2 separate regions of the Homo sapiens genome follow, and region 2 is linked to region 1. Evidence: chromatin loops called from intact Hi-C (ENCODE). Cell type or tissue: OCI-LY7. All regions are shown on one strand. Links, peaks and the distances in the headings refer to the core of each region. The heading gives the core; the rest is flanking DNA.

Region 1 (12,121 bases), core at 2,352-10,351:
CTCTATGATTTGTCAACAATGAAAAGATGAATCACCAAACAAAAATACAAACTTCATATTTGAAGGCAACCAAAAAGTTAGATATTTACTCCAAACTAATGTCTTTTGCCAGGCTCTAATTACCGAAGGTGGGAGACTGTCTAAGAGCACAGGGTAATGTCTCTCAGAAACATTTATGCACTTGTGTTTATGGTCCATAATATAATTCTGTCTCTCATATTGATCAGATGCTACAGTCCTCTCTTTGGACTGTAGTAGCAACTAAAAGTCCATCTTACAAGCAGCACTCCTCTTCTTCCAGATTTTCATCAGTATAGTTTTAGAAAATTTCCAGCCTAGGCAACATAGCAAGACCCTGTCTCTACAAAAAGAAAATGAAAAATTATCTGGGCATAGTGGCATGTGCCTGTAGTCCCAGCTACTCAGAAGGGTGAGGCCAAAGGATCACTTGAGCCCACAAGTTTGACACTGCAGTGAACTAAGATTACACCACTGCACTCCAGTCTGGGCAACAAAGTGAGATCCTGTCTCAAAAAAAGGAAGAGGAGGAGAAGAAGAAGAAGAAGAAGAAGAAGAAGAAGAAGAAGGAGGAGGAGGAGGAGGAGGAGGAGGAGGAGGAGGAGGAGGAAGAGAGAAGAGGAGGAGGAAAAGAAAGAGTAAGGAAAGAAGGAAGGAAGGAAAGAATGAATGAAGGCAGGCAGGCAGGCAGGGAGGGAGGGGAGAGGAAGAGAGAAGAAAGAAGGAGAAGAAAAGAAGAAGAAGAAGGAAGAGGAGGAGGAGGAAGGGGAGAGGAGGAGGAAAAAGAAGAAGACATGTATGTATTAGTACATTTACTTGATCAGCATTGGATAACTGCAAGGGAGATATCTACAGCAAAGCAAAAATATATTTTTTAATGTAGTATTTATTCATCTCTGCTTCTGAAGAATGAGTGTACTCTCATCCCCTAGGCTCCAGCATACCCGCTGTCAGAAGTATCCCTTCCTTTCTCCCTCACTTAACTAAGTTGACCCCCTACCACACTGAGTTCAAGTTTGGGGGCCTGACCAGGAAAGAAATATATGTCAGCTTTACAATGTGCCTTTCAGAAAACTCAAGTGTTGTCTTTATAAATTTAGATGTATCTGTTTTTTTCTAACCCAAGATTTCTTCCTTCATGGGTGAGAATACAAACGATTTTGTTTAGGGATCCCAGAGAATGACTGTGAAATTTCTGCATCGTTGGCAGACAGGTGGTGCAGAGATCTCCCACTTCGGGGTCTGATGCTACTCACTCGTCCATTTGGTGAGTGCACAGTGAGCATCTACTCTATGCCCAGATCCCTCCTAGGCTTAGAGAACTAAGGAAGGAGCTGCCCTTGGGACCTCTCCAGCTAGGAAAGGATGGAGGGATGGGATGTGCTTTAGGGGAGCTGTGCTCGGGACTTCTCCACCTGGGCGAGGACGGAAGGGTGGGATGCGCTTTAGGGGGCCACTCCATAGAACACCATGCAGATGGTGCCCCCCCGCACGACCCCCAGCATCAGAGTTGTGCACTGATGGCCTGCAGATGAGCAGGGGAGGGAAGGAAGGCTCTATGCCGCTTTGCGTGTGGTCAGAGGCATTTCTCCCAATGCTTCTGCATCCTATTGGTGAGTGACAGGTACACAGCGGGCATGCGCAGTTTCCAGCTGAGGATTGTCCCTTTGGAGCTCATTTGGCCTGCAAGCTTTCCATTCATGTTACCTAATCGCCCTCCCCCCACCCCCCATTAGGCCTGCTCCCAAGGGTGGCTGAAATTCCCAGAATTCATTATTAACATATTTTTGTTCTGACTCCACTTTCAACAGCCATTTTTATCTCTGACAGCAAGCTGGCCTCTGTCTCTGGGGCTGGACAGCATCATGCCCAGATCACTCCATTTTCAGAGCAGGCTTTAGCAGACTCCTGGCTGATGGGAGCCCCAGGGAGGGGAGCGGGAGAGTGAGCGACCTGCCCCCACTGCAATCACACAGCAAGGGTTACTTCCCCCTCCACCAAGTGGGACCCTTTGCAAAGCCTTTGCTCCCTCTGCCTTTGGGTTGTCATAATTCAGAAGGCAGGCTGCTATCTGATTAGCCCAAAACGCTCCTAGAAGCTTCTCCCCAAAAGCACCCATTCAAGCACCACAGCTTCCAAATTACTCAACATTCAATTGGTTCATAAAAATTTGTATTCCTGGAGAAAGTCAAAAAATTGGAAATAGTTTTAGTTGATTTAATAGAGTTTTTTTTAAACAGCATTTTGAAAAAAAAATCATAAATCCCTATAGAAGTAAATTGCTGGCTGGGCGGTGGCTCACGCCTGTAATTCCAGCACTTTGGGAGACCAAGGTGGGTGGATCACAAGGTCAGGAGTTCGAGACCAGCCTGTCCAATATGGTGAAACCCTGTCTCTACTAAAAATACAATAGCCGAGTGTGGTGGTGTGTGCCTGTAGTCCCAGTTACTTGGGAGGCTGAGGCAGGAGACTCACTTGAACCTGGGAGGCGGAGGTTGCAGTGAGCCAAGATCATGCCACTGCACTCCAGCCTGGGCGACAGAGTGAGACTCCAACCCCCGACCCCAGAAAAAGTAAATTGCTTTGGCCAGGCGTGGTGGCTCACGCCTGTAATCCCAGCACTTTGGGAGGCAGAGGCAGGTGGATCACCTGAGGTCAGGAGTTCAAGACTAGCCTGGCCAACCCTGTCTCTAAAAATACAAAAAGAAATTAGCCAGGTGTGGTGGCAGGCACCTGTAATCCCAGTTACTTGGGAAGCTGAGGCAGGAGAATCACTTGAACCCGGGAGGTGGAGGTTGCAGTGAGCCAAGATTGCGTCATTGCACTCCAGCCTGGACAAGAAGAGTGAAACTCGGTCTCAAAAAAAAAAAAAGTAAACTGCTTTATAACTTTAAATGGTTTTTCACACCTTTACCATATCTAATCCTTTCAGTAAACCAGTTCAAGATTTCATTAATTATGTCTAACTTTTGTCATGTTGTTATAAATAAGAAAACTAACCAGAGGGAGGTTAAGTAACATGCTTAGGGTTCTATGCTGGGCCGGACCTAGAATCCGTCTCCTCTTTTATTCTCATTGTATGTTCATTCCACATCTTAATCCGGGCCCAGATTTAACAGCCTCAGTTCTCCCACCAAATTCACACAATCCAGATTCATTCATTATATGGCACAAAGATTTCACTAGATGTTCAAAACTACATTGTTTGTAGTACAAAAAAGTCTAGAAACAGCCTAGTACATAACGCCGAGAGTTTGGTTAAGTGAACTATTCAATATTGTGAAATATTATGCAGTCATTGAAACAAAGTTGCAAAAGTATATTTGGTGATATATCAAACTATTCATAATATAGTAATATAGAATATGCACAGCAAGCTGTCCTTTTTATAATTATATGTATAAATAAAATGCATAGGAAATCATGTGGAAGGATATACCCTAAGATATTAATAGTGGTTACTTATGGAGATACTTGGATTGTAGATACTTTTACTGTCTTCATTTCAGTTTTCTGTAGAATCTTCTAATTTTTCTACGGTAAAAATACATTTCTTGGGTACTTTTTTTTTTTCTTGAGACGGAGTCTTGCTCTATTGCTCAGGGTAGAGTGCGGTGATGTAATCTTGGCTCACTGCAACCTCCGCCTTCCGGGTTCAAGTGATTCTCCTGCCTCAGCGTCCTGAGTAGCTCGGATTACAGGTGTGTGCCACAATGCCCGGCTAATTTTTGTATTTTTTTAGTAGAGATGCGGTTTCCCCATGTTGCCCAGGCTGGTCTTGAACTGCTGACCTCAAGTGATTTGCCCACCTCGGCCTCCCAAAGTCCTGGGATTACGGGCGTGAGCCACCGCGCTTGGCATTCTTGGGTACTTTTTGAAGTTTCAAAGTTATTTCAGCAGGAAGACCCATCTAGTTAAAGAATAAATGTGTGCTTGGCCAGGCGCGGTGGCTCACGCCTGTAATCCCAGCACTTTGGGAGGCCGAGGAGGGTGGATCACGAGGTCAGTAGATCGAGACCATCCTGGCTAACACGGTGAAACCCCATCTCTACTAAAAATACAGAAAAAATTAGCCAGGCGTGGCGGTGTGCGCCTGTAGTGCTAGCTACTCGGGAGGTTGAGGCAGGAGAATGGAGTAAACCTGGGACGCAGAGCTTGCAGAGAGCCAAGAACGTGCCACCGCACTCCAGCCTGGGTGACAGAGCGAGACTCTGTCCCAAAAAAAAAAAAAAGAACAAACGTGTTTACGCCTGGGGTAAGTACATTTAATAGTGTAAAAGTTCAGCCATTTCCATCTATTTTATCTCATCCCTAACTGGCTATGGATGGTAAACTCAGTTGACTTCTTTGAGGATAACCATAAATGTGTTTCACAAGCTTACTGATGTCTACTTTTAGCGAATTTCTTCAGGAAACAGAAGATTCATTATTAAACATTTTTTTGATGTCTACTATGTTGGGATTGTTCTCCCCAGAAACCTCGTGTATTGCTGCTCAAACCTAAAGAGAATTACTCTACTCTTTACTGGACAAAATCACAAAACCATTGACTGGGCCACCCCAAATTGTGCTCCCTCAGAGAGTACCACTGCCTCGAAGTCTTTTTAATCTATTTCTGCTTGATCTATCATCAAATTTCCCTGAGCTGCTGTTCAAACCTGTCCACATTTCTTTCATTTCTCTATTCCATTCCCACCCGACTCAGTTTCATCGGATGACTTGGCATCCTCCTCTCTCACTTGAGCCTCGTGGCTGTCACACTCCGGTAGCTAAGGCCACCTTTGTTCAATGGCTCTCTACCGGGAGGCATAAAAAGTACGGTGACACGTGTGCTGGTTTTCCCGGGACAATTGACATCTGTCATCCCGACTTAATTATTAGACATTCCCTGTTTCGCGAATGTGCCCTGATTTGGACAATAATTTTTATAGTCCTACTAATGATGAGAAAAACATTGAAGATGGAAGCTGTTCTCAGTGGGGACTGTCCCTTGCCCCTTTTTCGGCCTCTGTGTCTTGGCTCATGCTAATCTTTCTTGTACTCAGTGACAAAAATGATCTCTTGTTCCTGTGAGAATTCTGACTTTATTACTTCTTAATCTGCATGATCATCTAGTGCTTCTCAGACTGATGATCTGTGTATATTTTCTTTTAACCACCCATCTCAAACAGTTCAATTCAAATCCTCATTTCAGAGCTACAGAAAAATGCATGTGAATAAGACTCATTCTTACAGAGGAAAAAAAAACAGGCTAGAACGAAAGTCTGCTCATTCACAGATTGTTTTCCCCCACCCTGGCTCCCTTAACAGCCACATCAGGACTGGATTCTCCCAGGTTTTCCTTCAGAGTGGAGAGAAACACAGCAGTTGTTGCCTTGGAAACTCTGTCCAGGGGCTGGCATCACGGGACTTGGCTCGCCTGCTCTATGGCTGACATCCAAAGCTGACTCACTTAAGTTTCGACTGGTTATGGCTTCGCTAAGGGGGACATAGCGATTGAGGAGAGAGGACAGGGGAACTTGAGCAAGTGAAATGACTATAGCAAGACATCTGTCTTCTTCACAGAGAGTAACTCAAATGATGGCAAAAGGAATAACCAGTGCACTTTAATAATGAAGATTCTTGGTGAAATGTTGGCAGCCAGAGATGCTGTTAAATAAAATGTTCACGTGCCCATGTTTTAATCCAGTTCAGAATTCCATGAGCTGATTCAAGAATTTCTTCAAGACATGCACCTGGTGCCACCTACAACTGTTCATTACACAGCAGCAGCAAATGTGGGCGGCTCTTCTATTCTAAGCTTCTTTTGTGGTCTTGGTTCTCTAATGGGCAGAATATTGTCTATGTCCATCAGATTACAAATGCCTTAGATGAGCCTCTATCAGCTATCAATCGAGGTTTCCATTTCAAATCAATACCTAATTAAAATAACAAAACATTTCTGATTGCTTTTTTAGATTACTTTTAAAAGGAAACCTACGGAGCATCCTAATCCAACCCCTTCTTTCTACAGATGAGGAAACCTAGCCTGGGAGATGGACGCCAGGGATGTGAAATTGCTCCAGTTGTTGGAGGCTCCGTAGGACACACACCCCAAGGCTCCAGGACTCCCAGTGTGCTGGAACCTCACAGAACTACCACTTTGCCTCTGCATAATCACTTAATGCACGAGTATTTTTTTAATCTGTTTCAGCAAATGGAAGTCTGGCATAAAATGTAGTTGCCTGAGTTCACTTTAAAGCTTTGGACAATGTTGTCGTCTAAATAATGTGCTTTGGATGTCTTGACCCATAACAAGATAGCACTGTTCCTTAATCTTTCCAAAGGAATCTATAGCATTAATACAGATAGAGGGTTCCTGCCAAGTCTCGTGTGAGTCAGACACATTAGCAAGGTGATCAGAAATGTCCTTATTCCGGAAGACTGCCACCTCTCAGCCGGCAACTCCAAACTGAGCTGGCAAACACAGCATTAAGGACTCAGAAAGCATTGGGGGAGGGGATTTAGTAACAAATCTGAGTCATGAAAACAGAAAACGACTGAAAGAGAAAACATAATTAACTTCCAGTGTAGAATGCTAGTGCCTTGGGGAAAATCCTGTGCAAGTGTAGATGTAAGCAATTTTAGGGACGAATACCGAAAAAGCTGTTAGCAGTCTGATGGGGGCTGCATCGGGGACGGGGGGCCTTGACTATTATTTTATTTTAATTAAGAATGTTGGTTACAGGAGTGAAGGGATAAAGTCAGGTTGCAATGAGGCAACCTTCCTGTTGGACAGGGCCTCCTGCAGCTACTGAGTTTCCCACTGTGGTTGTGAACAGGCTGGACACGATGAATGTTTACATGGTGAAATGCGGCCCCTTGTGGCCTGATTGGGGAAACAAAACAAAAAGTCCGACTCACAGCCTGAGAGTGATACTAACCTACTTTACAGCATGTCAAACAGTGACACTGAAAAAATGACTACGGTACTCAGCAAAATTAGTAATCACACCAAAACGCACCAACATATAAAAGAACCATTTTATTCAAGAAAGCCGGGAAGAACTGTCCCCTAAGTCAGCTCGTGTCACACTTGAACGTGCCTGGGGACCACCTAGCATCTTGTTGCAGCAGCACAGGTTTGGTTCAGCGGGCCTGGATGAGGCGTGAGGGTCTGCATTTTATTTATTTATTTATTTATTTATTTATTTATTTATTTATTTACTTACTTACTTACTTACTTAGAGATAGGCCTGTTGCCCAGGACGGAGTGCAGTGGTAAGATAACAGCTCACTGCAGCCTCGACCTCCCAGGCTCAAGCAGTCCTCTCACTTCAGCCTCCAGGGTGGCTGGGACTGCAAGTGCACGCTACCACTGCTAACTTTTTAATTTTTTCGTAGAGTCTTGCTGGTCTTGCTATGTCGCCCAGGCCAGTCTCGAACTCCTAGACTCAAGCGATCCTCCTGCCTCGGCCTCCCAAAGTGCCAGGATTTCAGGTGGGAGCCACCGTGCCCAGCCAGGGTCTGCATTTCTGATAAGCCTCAGGCAATGCCCACCCTGAGAGTGGCCAGGGGCTCGAGGGAAGGGTTGGCCAGGTCTCCTCTGTCAGGGCCTCCTCGCTCCAAGACCGCAGGCCTCTGGAGGGCATTCTCTGCCTCGCCTTGGCCTCCCAGGGGTTACAATTCTTTCCCACACCCAAGCACTGAGAAGGCTGGGGAGCCACTTTTCTTTCGCATCTTCAAGCTCAAGGGCCTCCTTACCTCAGCTCAAGGTCATCATTTCCCCCTAAGAAAGAGTATCCTGTGAGGAGACAGCCCACTCCCTGACACCTTCCTAGCCTACTCTGGACCTTCCTACTTCAGGAAGCAACCATTCCAGGACGGCATCTGACTGTGTCTTATGGATTCCGCATTCATGAAAGCCACAGGTTTCTTTCTTGATCACTGAAAGCAGCAGGTGGTTTTCAATGCCATTGCCTCCAAGTCTCCTCTTGGGATGTGCCTGTCTGAAGGTGGCGTTAATGTGTATCTGCCGGGCTTCTCCCTTGCACCCAGACAGCGCGCACTGAGGCCCACTCCGGCATCTTGTTTCCAGTGTCAGAGTGGCATTCACACCCCACCCCACCCCCAATCCCAAGAATTCATTGTATTTGGTTATGAAGAAAATCTTTAATACAAAGTATTTTTAACCCAGTGTGGGAGGAGAAAGACAGAATAAATAGAACAGTAGAATGATCACAGATGGGTAATTACACATGTAAATGAGCTCAATTTGGTAAATTTCCTTTGAGTTCCTATTTACCTGATTAACATTTTATGCTAGCCCCACAGCACCACTGCAGTTTGGGTTACTTTCTTTTTACTCTTATATGTCAATTCTGAAATATGAAAAGCAATTTTGAATACTTTGGTGGAACCATTTTTCTCAGCTTTTTTTTTTTCAGATTTTTCCATTTACCATCATAACTGGTCTACAAAGTATGAATTGCCTCCAGTGTACAAGGTCCCACAACATGTTGGATCTCTGGAAAACACAACCCTAGTATTCCAGGAACAGTTCCCACAAAACTAGAATACAAAATCTAAGTAATAAGGTCAGACCATGCTGAAGTCATTTAAGAATAATGAAGTGGGAGAAATGACATCTGACTGAGAAATCAGCAAGGGCTTCCTGGAGGAAGTGGCACTCAAGCAAGATCTTGAAGGACAAGTAAGAACTGTATATATACAAAAGGGTCAGGTGTGAGACAGAGAGTACACAGGGCATATCCAGGGGATGTCGGCAGATCATTAGAAACTCAGGACCAGGGACCCGGGGAGACAATTGAGGGCTGTGGGAATTAGAGACACAGGAATGATCACTGAAATCCTGGCAGGGCGGAAGTAGCCAAGAGAGACTGCAGAGAGAGAAAGGAGGGCAAAGGCAGAGCCCGGGAGAAGCAGGAGGAAGGTGAACTCCGGCAAAGCAGCAGCAAGGAGGCAGGAGGCCACTGGGCAAGTCGGACGCCATCAATGCCCAAGGATGAAAGCAAACTTGTTTGTTTTTGGTTTCATAAAAATTTTCAAACAATACACAGGCCAGGTGCAGTGGCTCATGCCTATAATCCCAGCACTTTGGGAGGCCAAGGCAGGAGGATCACCTGAGGTCATAAGTTCGAGACCAGCCTGGCCAACATGGGAAACCCCATCCCTACTAAAAACACAAAAATTAGCCGGGCGTGGTGGCATATGCTTGTACTCCCAGCTACTTGGAAGGCTGAGGCAGGAGAATCACTTGAACCCAGAGGCGAAGGTTGCAGTGAGCCGAGATGGCACCACTGCACTCCAGCCTGGGCGACAGAGTGAGACGACCTAAAATAAACCATACACACTCAAAAGTGCAGATATAATGAACCCCCACCCGTGCCCATTCATAAATAATCAGCAGAGATTAAGATGAGGGCCATACTATCCCTTTTGCTGTGTGGTTACTTTACCGACATTTTACCACAAACCCCAGGCCCCATGGCATCCAGCCCCTGCATACATCATTATGCCTCGCTCAGAAATGCGGGCAATCAAGAAGAAAATGTTAAAGGGGAGAACAATTTTAAATTGTTGGAAATTTTAGGGATTTCAGACAGACAGTAACACTTTGTAGGAACTCACTGGCGGCCTTCAAGAGAGTAGTTTCAGCAAGATGCCTGGAGGACCAAAAGCCCAGAGTTGAAGTGTTGAGTGGGCAAAGTCAGTGCGGTTAAAAATAAGAGAGCAGTTCAGCGAGGTGCCTGGGCCACGGGAGGGCTCTTTGTCACCAAGATGAGACGTAAGTATGCTTGCGGGTCAAGATAAAGAATCAATAGAGTGGTTAGAGAATGAAGATGTGAGTAAACAGATGCTCGATGCAGCAACATTCATTTGTTCCATTGAAGATGGAATGAGCACGTATTACGGGGCTGCATTCTTTTTGGCCCAGGCCATGAGATGGATAAAATCCCTGCCCTCGTGGAGCTAACACTCCAATGGCAGGACAGACATTAAACCAACAAACAAATGTAAAATATAATGCCCAACAATGATAACCGCAATAAAGTAAAATAAATGACTCAAAGGAGGTGGCACACGACACAGCCAAGAAGACACACGGAGAGGTGAGAGCTTGAAAGAGAGGCCAGACAGTACCTCTGGGCAGAAGAGGGGCTGGGGGATCTGGTAGCCAGAGAATCTCAAGGGAGGGACAACTGCAGGGAAAGGAACTCATGCTGAGTTCACTGTGTTCTACAGAAGAAAAAGAGAGAAGCTCAGGATTTCTAAACCCTTCTAGACGCTAAGATTGCTAATACTATATTAACTGACGCAATGTCCCTTTATGTGTTTTACTGCTAAAAAACAAGCTCAGAGTGAGGGAAGAAGGCAGCCATGCACAGAAGGAAGGCACTAGGTCTGCTTATTAGCCAAGTGGGACTTCAGGCAATTTAAAGTCTCTGAGCCTCAGTTTCTGCATGTGTAAAATGGGTATGATGCTTCCTACGGAAGAGGGTTCTGTGAGAATGAGGTAGTAACATACATGGAGCCCCAAGCACAGTGCTCCGCACCTCCTAAATGATCGTTAAGTGCTATCTTAGAAAAGAAAAGCCATCCCTAGGGAAGCAGTTGTGACAGTCAAAAAGCAGCTGTCCTGTTTTGAGAAAAACCCTTGGAAGGCTTCCTAAGGTTTCTCCTCAAAATGGCTACATGCTCTTCTTTTTGGTTTGGAAAATGTTATGCAATCAAACACACGTTTTACTTTCTCAAAATTTCTACTGTTCTCAAGAAGCCCCCAAAATGACAAGCCCCGCAGCTCCTGGTAAGGGTGGACAACGGTTAATGGAGAGAAACGTGAAAGTGACGACATCCTGGAGAGACCTCAATTATCCCATTTCCTCAGATCCACACAGTTGGTTCATGGTCTCACTTCCCCCCTTTCAACATTTCTCATTTCCTTTCAGGGTTACGTGAATTAGAAGGTTGAAGAGCCCTTGAAGGGTCACCTTGTCCATCTCTGCCTTAAAATTAGATAAGAGAAGAACTAAAAACCATGGTGGTAATTGTTCAGGGAAAAAAAGAGTTATAGAGTTCATTTAATTTTGTTAAGCTAATTAGTAGAGGTCCACAGAGCCAACTTGAATGAAATGAGGCCAGTTCTATTTGAAATCACATTTAGGCCAATAAAACTCTAGGCCCCAGCACATCCATTCCTCATCCCAAACTCCCCTCCCTTCTCTACCTTCGAGCTTATCACTGGGATTTAAACAGGTGTGACTATCCCAAAGAAACTACAACTCTATAGACTGGCCATGACTGCACTCGTGCCCTCGTGATTAGCTGCCTAAATAGTGAATTAGCCTACAGATAGAACTCAGCTCTCACTAAAAAAATTAATGATCAATACCCAAAATATGTCAGATTAGATCAAAAAATAAGTTATTCTCCCTTAGTTCAAAAGTCATTGCTAACAAATTGTCTCTGGGTGTTCACTGGCAAGCAACTGCCCAGTTATTTATCCTATCTGGGGAGAGCAAAATAGATGTACATAACATCAACTACTTATATAAAATTTTAAGTCATTTGTTTCAGGTATTTTGGGTTTTCTCCAGGAGAGGTGGAGAATGTGGCTGTAATCCCTAAAGTCTTAGAATGAGACTGGACACAGTGGCTCACGCCTGTAATCCCAGCACTTTGGCAGGCTGAGGCGGGCGGGTCACTTGAGGCCAGGAGTTTGAGACCAGCCTGGCCAACATGGTGAAACCCTGTCTCTACTATTATAAAAATACAAGAATTAGCCAGGCGTGGTGGCACGCGCCTGTAGTCCCAGCTACTTGGGAGGCTGAGGCCCAAGAACCGCTTGAACCCAGGAGGCAGAGGTTGCAGTGAGCCCAGATCGTGCCACTGCACTCCAGCCTAGGTAACAGAGTGAGACTTTGTCCCAAAATAAATAAAATCGTATTTCCAGACATGGCTAACTTTAAAAAAAAATGAGTTTCATTTTAGACGTACTAAACGAAAAGATGTTAGGACTTGTTCTTTTGGGTGTTGAAAAGAGAAGTCACTTTCTCTTTTCAACTTTAAGTCAAACAGTATAAAAGGAATACACAGCAATATG
Region 2 (12,121 bases), core at 1,434-9,433, 160 kb before region 1:
GGCCTCCATAGTGGCAGCCATTGTCATTATGAATAACTCTGGGTGAAGTTGGCAGGGGCAGCTAGCTCACCAGGGAGGGGCATCCCAGGAACTTGAGCATATAGATGCACTTCTCTCTCCAATCTGCATCATACTTGCTCTTTGATTTTTCAACGCTTTTTTTTTTTTTTTTTTTTTTTGTCGACAGAGTCTCCCTCTGTCACCAGGCTGGAGTGCAGTGGCACGATCTTGGGTCACTGTAACCTCCACCTCCTAGGTTCAAGCAATTCTCCTGCCTCAGCCTCCCGAGTAGCTGGGACTACAGGCACGCGCCACCATGCCCAGCTTATTTTTGTATTTTTAGTAAAGATGGCGTTTCAAGATGTTGGCCAGGATGGTCTTGATCTCTTGACCTCATGATCCGCCTGCCTCAGCCTCCCAAAGTGCTGATTATAGGCATGAGCCACTGCATCCGGCCTCAATGCTTTTATTTCTTTTTGCCGTCTCCATAAGAGAGTAGGATTTGTACTCCTCTCTTATGAGTCTCACGTTTTAATTGCAGTCTTGTTCCTAGCAAGATAGGCTATCTTGGACAAGATCAATGAGGTTTGTGATCATCTGAACATTCAGGAGTTCTGCGAGACCAATAGCCCTGGTTTGGAGTTCTTCAGTTTGGAAACTGAGCTGCTTCCTCAGTCAGATTTATTGCACATGTCAAGAAGCAATTGACTCCATACCAGCTTCTTTTCACCCTTGTAAGGGCCATGGTTCAAACTGATGGGACTGTTCTTATCAATCCCGCAACCCTGACTAATCGGGGGAAACTTCTTGACTCATAAGCTACAAGGAAGAAAAAGGGAAACAAAGTTTTCCAGGAGGCCAATGGGTGAATGTCTTTTCCTTCTGGGAAGTGTTGCTCTGTATTCCTGCTCTAGAAAAAATCACCTTGGTAAGTAAGAGTTCTTCCTCTCTTTAACTTTCTGTAAACAGACCTTAGACCAGTGAATTTCATGCTCACAGTATATCAGAGTCACCTGGAAAGCTTTTGAGAAAACTCAGATCCCTGCACCCTATTGGCCAAGAAATTGAGACTCGATTGATCTGTGGAGGGGCTCAGGAAATGGTATTTTGAGAGAAGGACTCAAGTCAGTTTTTATAGACAGTATTTTTCATAGAGTGCATGGGCTTCATCCTTGGTTGACAGTTTTTATGGTGATTGGCACTCAAACAACATTTCTGATGGACAGAATGGGACTCCCATGCCTTGCCCTAGCATCTGGAAAGCTCAGAGCTCCTGCTCCATGAGCGCTGCTGCTGCACCTCCACCTGCACCCCCACTTCACTAATGTGGAGGGATTTCCAACCTATTTTAGAAGCAGAGGCCTATTAATGTGAAGGCCACTGAGTAGCCTTGAAGTCAGAGTTTCCATCCAGATGAACGTCTAAAAATTTTCAACCTGAGATTATTTTCCTGACCACAAGAAGAAGGAAGACATAATTTTTATGGTTGACTTGAGAGAGGCAGACTGCCTGCCCCACCCTCTCCTCTCCTTCCAAACTGATCTTTGTTTTTGGTGTCATTTGGCTCTTGGTGGGAGGAGGGGGGAGGAAACTCTTTCCCAGGCGAGAATATAAGCACCCCATCTCTTGCAAGGAGCAAGTGCATTTTGGAAGAAGAGCCTCCTTCCCCTCCAGGGAAGACTGTGGGAATGTGAGCCCCTATCTTTTTTTTTTTTTTTTTTTGGTAATTCCTGTGGTCTTTGATTTATTCTCCGATTCTAATAGACAACCAAGGACTCTGGAATTGGCTGCAAAATCAACTGTGGGAGAGGAGATGAGAGCTTTTGTGTAGAGAGGTAGAAGTGGAAGAAGCCAGAAGGAAGGGAGTTGAAGAGATTCCAAACACATGGCCACTCCAAAGCTGCAGGGCACTGTCCTAGTGTCCACTAGCCACTCTGCAGCAAGGGTCATGGTCAGCTGACTGCTCCAGCTGCATGGGATGCGAATGGTCCATCAACTGCCCATGCCCTTGCTCAGGGCTCACACTCTTCTGTCACCTCCCTACAAGTGGGGTCTTCACTGAGCACCATTCTTGTGGCTACAAACCCCCAAGAGGGGAGGTGATGACTGACCAGGATCTCCCAGCTCCATGATGGGGTCAGCTTCTTCAAAGTCCCCAGCTCTCATTCCAAGAAAACTGTAAGATTGAAGATAGTCAGAATACCTGGTATCCAGGTTCCCTAGGGCTGCCATGGCAAAGGTACCACAACCTGGGGGGCTTAGACCAACAGAAGTCTACTGCCTCCTGGTTCTGGAGGCCAGAAGGCCAAAATCAAGTTGTCAGGAGGGCCATGGACTCTCTGAAACCTGTAGGGGAAGGGTCCTTCCCTGCCTCTTCCAGCTTTTGGTAGCTCCAGACATTGGCTTGCAGCAGCCTCACCCTAATCTCTGTCTCCATGCTTACGTGGCTTTCTCCCTGCACCTCTGTGTCTTTTAAAAAGAAAAACAGTCATATTGGATGAGGAGCCCACTCTGCTCCAGGATGATCTCACCTTAACTAATTGCATTTGCAGTGACCCAATTTCCAAATAAGGTCACATTCTAAGATATTGAGGGTTAGGGCTTCAAATACCATTTTTTGGCAGGCAGGATGTAGTAGCCTGTTTTCACGCCGCTGATAAAGACGTACTTGAGACTGGACAATTTACAAAAGAAAGAGGTTTAATGGACTTACAGTTCCATGTGGGTGGGGAAGCCTCACCATCATGGCGGGAGGCAAGGAGGAGCAAGCAATGTCTTACATGGATGGCAGCAGGCAAAGAGAGAGAACTTGTGCACGGAAACTACCCCTTATAAAGCCATCAGATTTCATGAGACTTATTCACTATCATGAGAACAGCACGGGAAAGATCTGCCCCATGATTCAATTACCTCCCACCAGGTCCCTCCCACAACATGTGGGAATTCAAGATGAGATTTGGGTGGGGACAGAGCCAAACCATGTCAGAGGGAGGCACAATTTAACCCAGAACACTTGGGATGATGAGGAGTATGAATTGGAAATGCCTGAGCCCCCTAAACTGGGCTAAGGAGACAATCCCTCCCTCTCTCCTACCCTTCCTCCTCTCCCTCCCTTTTTTCCCTTCCTCCCTTCCTCTGCTCCCTCCCTTCCTTCCTTCCCCTCTTCCTTCCTTCCCTCCCTCCCTTCCTTCCTTCCCTTACCCCTTCCTCTTATCCTTTCCCTTTCTTCTTTCCCTCCCTCTCTCCTGTCCCCTCTCTTCCTTCTTTCCATTACTCCTGCCCCCATGTCCTCTTCCCCTTCATCTGTCCATCTCCTTAGAAGTCTGCCAGTGAGGTGCACAGATGAGGAATGTCAGGCTGCCCAGGATGGCATCAGCCAGCTGACTGCTTGCAAGTGGCTCCATGGGCCCTAGAGAAGGGAGGAGGCCAGCCTCCTCAATCTGAATGCCCTTCTGCTTTATGAGCCTTGCCTCTGCTGCCATTTTTAGCAGCAGCTTAACTTGCAGGGATACTGCCCTGGTCCTCAGCTGCCATCCCAGACCTGCAGGCGATGCCTGGGCGCTCCCTCCCTGCTGTCACAGGACACTCACCACCCGCTGATAGCCAGCCTGCTTTTTTGACATTGTGAGGCATCTGCCTGGACAGCCAAGGACAATGCTGCAGTTTCTGTGGAAACCTGAGTGCCTGTAAGGACTCTAGTGGGGACTCTAACCCACCATTGGGCAGGCTCTGGGAGAGGCTAGAGAATGGTGGTCAACCACCTGAGTGAGGTCTGTCTGATCTGTGACCCGAGGGATGTCACTCACTCTGGAGCAAGGGGCCCTCTCTGGGCCTCAGCTTGCTTCTCCAGTGAGAAATTGCCAAGCCTGGCCACCTGCCTGAAATGAGGGTAAGAGGAGACAGAAGCAGCACGAACACAAACTAACACTTAAAGGGATTATCTTGTCAGTTGCATGGGACTTTCTTTTGCTGTCCATGGAGATAGCTGTAGGAAGAGGGATGGAAAGGCGGAGGAGGGAGTGGGGCCTGATTCTTTGATGTAGAGAGAGGTACAAGAAGAAGTAGAAGGCTTGGTTTCGATAAGAGGCATTTTAGATTTGGCCATCCCAGGGGCCCAGATGATGCAGTAGTGGAGGAAGCCAATCTTGGACTCCCTCTTCTCCTCAATTCTTCCCTGGGTCATGGTGCAGCTCAGGACCTCTGAAGGCTTTGGCTGCTCTCCGTGGAAGACTTTGGGACCAGTCAGCACATGGCCTATTGGCAGATTCACAAAGGGCATCTCCCATCTCACTCTGCTGTGCAAGTAAATGGTTATGAAGCCTTCAGAGGTGCCACAGAGAGGCCCCAGGGCTGAAGACCATGCATGAACTCTTTTAGCATGGAAAAACACTCACGAAGGCAGTTATTAGTTATAGCACCCTATTTAGAGACTTTATAAGACACAATTTTTGTTTTATCAATTTGTAGGAACATAGATCATTTACTGTTTGCTGACTATGGTTCTCCCATGAGGACCTCTCTCTCTCATGCTTCCTTCTTCCTAGTAGTTATAGAACCACTCAGACTACATTTCCCAGTTTCCCCAGTGCCTAACCATGGTCATGTGACTAAATTCCAGCAAATGGGATGCTATGGAAGTGACGTGTGTATAGCTGCCAGGGAAGCTGCTTGCCCTCCACATCTTTTATCAAGGCTAGAAGGTGAACTTGGGGTAATGAACCAGTCCTAATGAGGATGTAACCAAAGGGAACGGTAGAACAGTGAAATGAAAGGAAGTTGGATCCCTGTATGACCTGCCAGATCAGAGCAGCTGCCCTCCATCCTCTCTCCCGAAACTGCCCTGTTCAGCTCAAACTTTAAAGGAGAGAAAAATGAACATTCCATCTTGTTTAAGTCACTCTTATTTTCATCTCTGCTAAAGCAACTGAACCAACATATACAAACTGGATCAATAAGTAATTTGCGCTGTGATTTTGCTTACTATCATGCACATATATTGGTGTCCAAAAAACATGAGTGTGAAATCTTGTCAAAAGTTTGCTCACATGTTACCTGTTTTTTCCTGCCAACCAACACCACACACCACTTTCTCATAAAGGTCTTCTTAGATCCAGGAAGCTAACCCAGAACCCTTTAAAAATGATCATATTCTCTGGCCGGGCGCGGTGGCTCACGCCTGTAGTCCCAGCACTTTGGGAGGCCGAGGCGGGTGGATCACGAGGTCAGGAGATCGAGACCATCCTGGCTAACAAGGTGAAACCCCGTATCTACTAAAAATGCAAAAAATTAGCCGGGCGCGGTGGTGGGCGCCTGTAGTCCCAGCTACTCGGGAGGCTGAGGCAGGAGAATGGCGTGAACCCGGGAAGCAGAGCTTGCAGTGAGCCGAGATTGCGCCACTGCAGTCCGCAGTCCGGCCTGGGCGACAGAGCGAGACTCCGTCTCAAAAAAAAAAACAAACAAACAAAAAAAAAACAAACAAAAAAAAAAACACATCATATTCTCAAACAGCTAATAGAAAGGTCAATTCAGAGTGATTTACCTTCAGAGAGGGACCCTCAGAGAGAACCTTGTTTTGGGGAGTTGTAAGAAGCCCTGTAGGCTCTATGACCTTATATCTCAGATTTTTAGGACAATTCTAATTTAAACTATTCTGGCTCAGTTCCCACAAATGTATTTGTAAGTGTACTTGCCATGGTTTTTGTTGAGAAATGTGGTCGCAGTCCCTACGGGCCCCTCAGCTGATTGTCATCCCTTCGTGTCATCTTGCCCTCTGGTCTTCCTCCTGCCAACTCAGGAAGGTCTAAACTCAGGGGACAGAGGACTGCTCCCTCTGAGCTGCTCCCCCCGAGCTGCTTCCTCTGAGCTGCTCCCTCCGAGCTGCTCCCTCTGGCCCCCTCTCTGACGGACTTTTTCTATTCTAGGAACTGTACCGCACTCATTCGTAGGGAAGCTTTTTTTTTTTTTTTTTTTTTTCCTTTTGGAGAAGTTAAGCTTCTTTAGAGATTAAAGTTGGTTTCCTCTAGCTTCCTTACAAACTCACAGTGTTAAAACTGGGTCATAGAGACATAGTTGTTCCATTTTCTAACCAGACAATAGCTTCAGGCAGTGCCAGAGTTCCCCTCCTCTCTGCCCCCTTTCTGGAGCCCCAGGAAGCCGCTGAGCAAGTCCCTCCTGCTGGGAGTGGACAGACCTCCTTTGCACCTGCCCTCCTCCCTGGGCCAAGGGCACTTGCCCTTGTCACCAGCTTAAGCTGTCGCCTTTTCCTTTGTCTCTAATTTATGCTACTGGCCTCCAGGGGGCTCCCCTCTGCTCCCGCTTCCCTCTCCTTCCCTCCTCCCCCTAGGATGCATTCTAAACAAGGGCAAGGACATTTTTTGGGGTCATGGGGCTAGGGGTGGAATTTTTGTCTGTCCTCAAGGGCTTAATGCGTTGAGACTGTCATAGATGGTATCATCATTCAAAAATATTTTCCGGCCCTTCCTGAAGGAGAGGATAGTTCCCTACCCCCTGCCCCCCACTGACATCAGATTTGACATTGTGACTTGCTCTTGCCAAGAAATGCAAGCAGAAGTGATGTGACACATGTCACTTCCAGGAAAAAGCTTTAAGAGCTAGTGTGTGGTTTGCTGTGTGTCTTTTCTCTCTTCCACAAGATGGACAATGGTCCAGAAAGGGGCTGCTTCATCAGCCTGGATCCCAAAGAAGATAACATGAAGCAGGGATATAGTTGACCCATGACAGATGGGCAGCTTGAGCAAGAAATAAACCTCTCTGACTGTAAGTCATTGCAGGTTGGGCATGTTGTTATTGTAGCATAATCTAATCTGTCCTGACTATTTTAGAACATACATAGAAATGATCTCACACTCTTTTTCTATGAAGCTATGGTGAGTTGGGCTTGGGTTGGACATGCAAGGAGACTGCTGCATCATGAGAATATAGTGTGGATAGATTAGTCTACCTCTGCTCTAGGCTTTAGAAAGAACCCCACCACTCCCCGCCCCCTACTCCACTCTCTTTTCTGGCCCTGGAATGACCTTAATGTTATCTGTTTCCATATGTACCTGTGTGTTAGTCTGTTTTCACGCTGCTGATAAAGACATACCTGAGACTGGGTAATTTATAAGGAAAAAGAGGTTTAATGGACTCACAGTTCCACGTGGCTGGGGAGGCCTCACAATCATGGCAGAAGGAGAAAGGCACGTCTTCCATGGCAGCAGACTACAGAGAACGAGAGCCAAGCAAAAGTGGAAACTCCTTATAAAACCATCAGATCTTGTGTGATTTATTCACTACCATGAGAACAGGATGAGGGAAACCACTCCCATGATTCAATTATCTCCACCTAGTTGCTCCCACATGTGAGAATTATGGGAGCTACAATTCAAGATGAGATTTGGTTGAAGACACAGCCAAACCATATCAGCCTATTTTTATCCCTGGTCCACCTTAAGGCAGGATGCAGTCTCTCTTCCCAGGCACCAGAAAGAGGCCATTGCATTAGAAGAACTGATGATAAATATTGATTTTACTGAAGATCTCACAGGGAAGATAGAATGTTTATATCATATCCTCAATGCCAACTGCCCATGCATGTCTGTAGCAGTTCTCCATGATACAATGAGCTCTGGAGCCAAAATACTTAGGTTCGAATCTCAGCTTTACCACTTAGTGTGTGATCCTGAGCAAGTGAATTAAATTCTATGTCTGAGTTTTCTCTTCTGCAAATTGGAGACAATGATGCTTCCTGTCTACTAGGGTTGTTATTCTCGGTCTCTGACAAGCATGAAAGTTCGACTCGAACTAACCTCTTCTTGGTAACTTTATTCTTTACCTGTCTTCTCCGCATGACCAGAGATACCTCTGTAAAATGAGGTTGAGCAGGAATATCAAGCCTGCCACACAGCAAATACATAGTAAATGTTAGTCATCATCATAATCATTATCATCACTGTTATTTCAGCTATTAACAATCTTCACCAGATATGCTTGCTTTTCTAAGTCCCTTCCTCCCCATTATGCTATTGGTGGCTGTGACTTTTTTTTTCTTTTCTTTTCTTTTCTTTTTTTTTTTTTTTTGAGACAGAGTCTCACTGTGTCACCCAGGCTGGAGTGCAGCGGTGTGATCTCGGCTGACTGCAACCTCTGCCTCCAGGGTTCAAGCAATTCTCCTGCCTCAGCCTCCCAAGTAGCTGGGACTACAAGCACACGCCACCACTCCAGGCTAATTTTTCTATTGTTAGTAGAGATGGGGTTTCACCATATTGGCCAGGCTGGTCTCGAACTCCTGACCATGAGGTTTTGGTCGGCCTCCCAAAGTGCTGGGATTACAGGTGTGAGCCACTGTACCCGGCCTGTGCCTTGCCTTTCATTTGATCTTCTCCTGTGTCGTGTCCAGCCTCATGGTCTCCTGTCCCTCCCCTTCTGAACTGAAGCTTCCCCACCACAATTGAGTCCCTTGTGTATCTGGGATCTGGCGTTCATGCCCTCCTCTCTCTCTTCCCTCCTACACTCCCCCTCCACCACCCCAACCACAAGCCCACATATCTCTAGCTCTCAACCATCCTACCTTGGAGACATTACTTGCAGAGAATAGCCTGCAATGCTGTGAAGTTCCCTCCCAGGGAGAAAGAGGTCATCTTGAGAACTTATATCCCACAGCCCCCAGTCTCCCATGCTGGGACCTTCTCACCTCTTCTGTCCTGGCAAGCAGCCAAGTGTGGCTCAGAGGCTGAGCAGAGGGAAAGATGTTGGCCCTTTGCTCCTCAGCATCAGTGGGCTTAAGTGCGGGCACAATCCAGACCTGGAGTGTTTGCATTTGAAGGCTTAGTTCTACTCGAATGAAACTCTGGTTCAAGGCCTTCCAGGCCAATGAAAAATTCCAGCCAACTGAGACCAAGCAAATGTGGCTGTATCCACATATTCAGAGCCAGGCCTTGGGCAGGGCAGGTGACAAGGAGCATGTCATTTGGGGGAACCTAGCACTGAGTGAAATCATCACAGTTAATTCTTTACTAGCTGTGTCAGAATTTCGGCTCATTTTAATCTTGGTGTTCAATGAACACCCTGAGGTCTTCCTCATGAGTCCCCTGCATTCTGATGAAATTGCCTTTAGTGTCTTAGGAGGCCGTGTGGTTCAGAGCATGGGTGTGGAGTTGAGAGATGTCCATTCCACTCCAGGTTTCACCCTAAAAAGCAGTGTGAGGTGGAACGAGTTATTCTGAGGCTCAATTTTTTCATCTATAAAATGATCATTATTATTATCACCGTCACCATCATAATCATCAATTGCCCTGCCCCCTGCCTCACAGTCTTACTAGGGTTCAACAGGATAAGCTATGTAAAATGTTCGGCCCAGGGCCTGGGACCTGTTTTTCCTGCTTCTGCTGTTGTTATTGTTACTATTATTATTGTTTCAGGTCACCTGGCCCTCCAGGGCCTCTTTGTAACTCTTATAAAATGATCTCTGACACTCTGAGCCTGTTTTTATTTGGAATCTTAGGGGAAAAAAGCATTTGTGAGGTCCAGGATTTAATCTTGTTTGTCCTCGGGGCATGTGGCTATTAACAAGGGTTGTTTACGGAGGGTCTGTCCATCCTGCTGAGCTTGTGTGATCCTCACAGTGGCCCTGCAAGGTCAGCATTATTATTTCCATTTCATGAATGAAGAAGAGGCCCAGGGAGGTTGAAACACTTGCTCAAATTCACACATCCAGAAAGGAGCAGGATTGGAGTAGGAACCTGTGTCTGATTCATTTTGCAAACACTTTTCTAGCACTTTCTATGCTCCTAGCACTGTTTCAAGTACTTTTTAAATAAGAATTAATTGATGTCATCCTCTTAACAACCCTATGAGGTAGGTGCCGTGACTGCCCCCTTGTGTAGATGAGGAAACTAAGGCACAAAGAGGTTAAGCCACTTGCCCAAAGTCACACAGGTTTGCATGGCAGTGACAAATTCACTTCGGCAGCCTGGCCCCAGCTGCCCCTCAAGGCTGTTCTTTCCCATACACGTCACTGTCTCTCACAGGGGTCCCGCTTTTTCAGTGGGTACATAAGCCTGCCTTCCTGGCACAGACATAGACCCCCTTCCCTGGTCCCCTTCGAGCCTCTTAAAAGGGGAGCCGCTGTTCTGCATTCATCCTCCATGACCGTGGCCTCTTCTGCTTCCTCCTCAGAAGCCAGTGGGTTTGTTCTGCAAATTGCTAGTCAGAGGAGGCCAGGCATTGTTTAGGCTGCTGGTGGTGAGGGTCAGTGCCAGCTACTGGACCAGAGCCAGACCTGCCCCCGTGCCAAACCCACCGCAGGGAGGCCTGCTGCACCTCCTCCTGGGAGGTCTCCCTAGGGCATCACCTGAGAGCATGCAAAACAAAAGCCACACAACCAAACCATTTTTCCAAGGAGGGCCTGCTTGCCCAACACAGTAAAATCCAACTCCTATTGGCCTGTATTCCAGTAGATGCATTCAGTGTGTCCCTTGGCAAAATAATGTGGTAATTGCTGTAAGAGACTGCCCGCTGCCTTCCCCAGTGGATGCTCTATCCTTCACCAGTGCTCATGAGCATTTGTGGAGGGGTCCTCTTCCATGGCCAGCCAACAGCCCCACTTCTGCACCCTGGCTCATACCATTCAGAGTCTGCACCCTGGACTGACTTAGACTAGCAAAAGATTTTAATCAACTGGTTCCATCTCCCCAGCCCACACGGATATCTGGGGACTCCTAAAAACACCATCTCTGCCTGAAGAAATTTCCCTAGCATCTGCTAAAGCAGGCTAGCAAAGAGGAATGGGGGCTTACTCCATCTTTTAACAAATTGACTTATTAGGAAGCGTTCTCACATCCTGAGTCAAATCTACTGTATTAAAATTTTCTCCCATTCTCTTCGTGCATGTTCTGGAGTAACAAGATCAAGACTGCTTTCTCCTCTACATGACAGCCCTTTAATATTTAAAAGCAGCTGTTCTTTTTCTTCAGTCTCTAATTCCCTAGGCTAAATATATCCAGTTCTTCCATCTGTTATTCCAACAGGATGGTTCAGAATTCCTCACCATTCGGGCTGTCCTGATAGGAGAACTCTCAAGATTGCCAATATCCCCTTTAAAATGAGGCCCCAGGAACTGAACCCACTGTCAGAGCTGACTGTCATCTGAGTTCCCTGGGCGTGAGCTGCATTTATTTTCCTTAAGAGCCAGGTTGCCCGGTTGGCTCACTCCAATCTGCTCTTCTCACATAAGCTGCTGCTGGTTATGTTTCTCCCACATTCTAAACTTGGACAAGAGAGTTTTTAGATCTAAATGCAGGCTTTTATATTGATGACTATTTAAAATCCTCTTAATCCCTTTTAAAGGAAATTCTAGTCAAATTCAACATGTTCCCATATCAACGGCATTATTCTATCTTTTCCACTTCATATTATCTTCAAATCTAAAAAAAAATTTCCCTTCACACATTTGCCCAAGAAAAATATTGAAAAATTCTGCCAGAGCACCTGGGTTACCCACTGAAGAGAATTCTCCAGAAGAAGGTCAACTGAAGAGATGGCCTGCCATGCTAATCATAAACAAATTCTAAGCAGATGGCTTGGAAATTCGTTAGAAAATGGATGATGTGATCACCATCAGTCAATCAGCTGGTTAATTCAACCAGCTATTAATACTCTGAATAACATTCCATCTCACCCACAAACGTATCATGGTAGACTTTGTCAAATGCCTCATGGAAATCAAATCATGTCAAGGATCAGTCTCCTGACTTTAAAAACTAATACCCTTGACTGGGCGTGGTGGCTCACGCCTATAACCCCCACACTTTGGGAGGCTGAGGTGGGCAGATTGCTTCAGGTCAGGAGTTCGAGACCAGCTTGGCCAACATGGTGAAACCCCATTTCTACTAAAAATACAAAAATTAGACAGGCATGGTGGTGGCGCACCTGTAGTCCCAGCTACTCGGGAGGCTGAGGCAGGAGAATTGCTTGAACCCGGGAGGCGGAGGTTGCAGTGAGCCAAGATCGTGCCATTGCACTCCAGCCTGGGTGACAGAGTGAGTCTCCGTCCCCCCCTCAAAGAAAAATCAAAAACAAAACTAATACCCTTAAAAAACAACAACAACAAATGATGTTGGTT

What was found. A loop is a pair of places that touch in the nucleus more often than their neighbours do. Peaks named below come from ENCODE experiments on the same cell type or tissue, not always from the same donor. Only the 100,000 strongest peaks of a DNase experiment are listed, where the experiment ranks them.
Region 2: it touches region 1 in a loop (2.2-fold over the local background); 20 of 110 quality-filtered maps call a loop at or near these places.

Annotation. Positions count from the first base shown.
Region 1 is chr21:32,251,655-32,263,775 of GRCh38, forward strand. It overlaps a transcript of MIS18A not described here. Among named protein-coding and RNA genes, the nearest start is that of MIS18A, 21 kb to the right of the region's middle. In OCI-LY7, for the core only: a CTCF peak has its summit at 6,889 (motif pointing left); a DNase peak (open chromatin) is centred at 6,867.
Region 2 is chr21:32,090,384-32,102,504 of GRCh38, forward strand. No RefSeq gene overlaps it. Among named protein-coding and RNA genes, the nearest start is that of LINC00159, 10 kb to the left of the region's middle. In OCI-LY7, for the core only: a CTCF peak has its summit at 6,319 (motif pointing right); no DNase peak of the experiment used is centred there.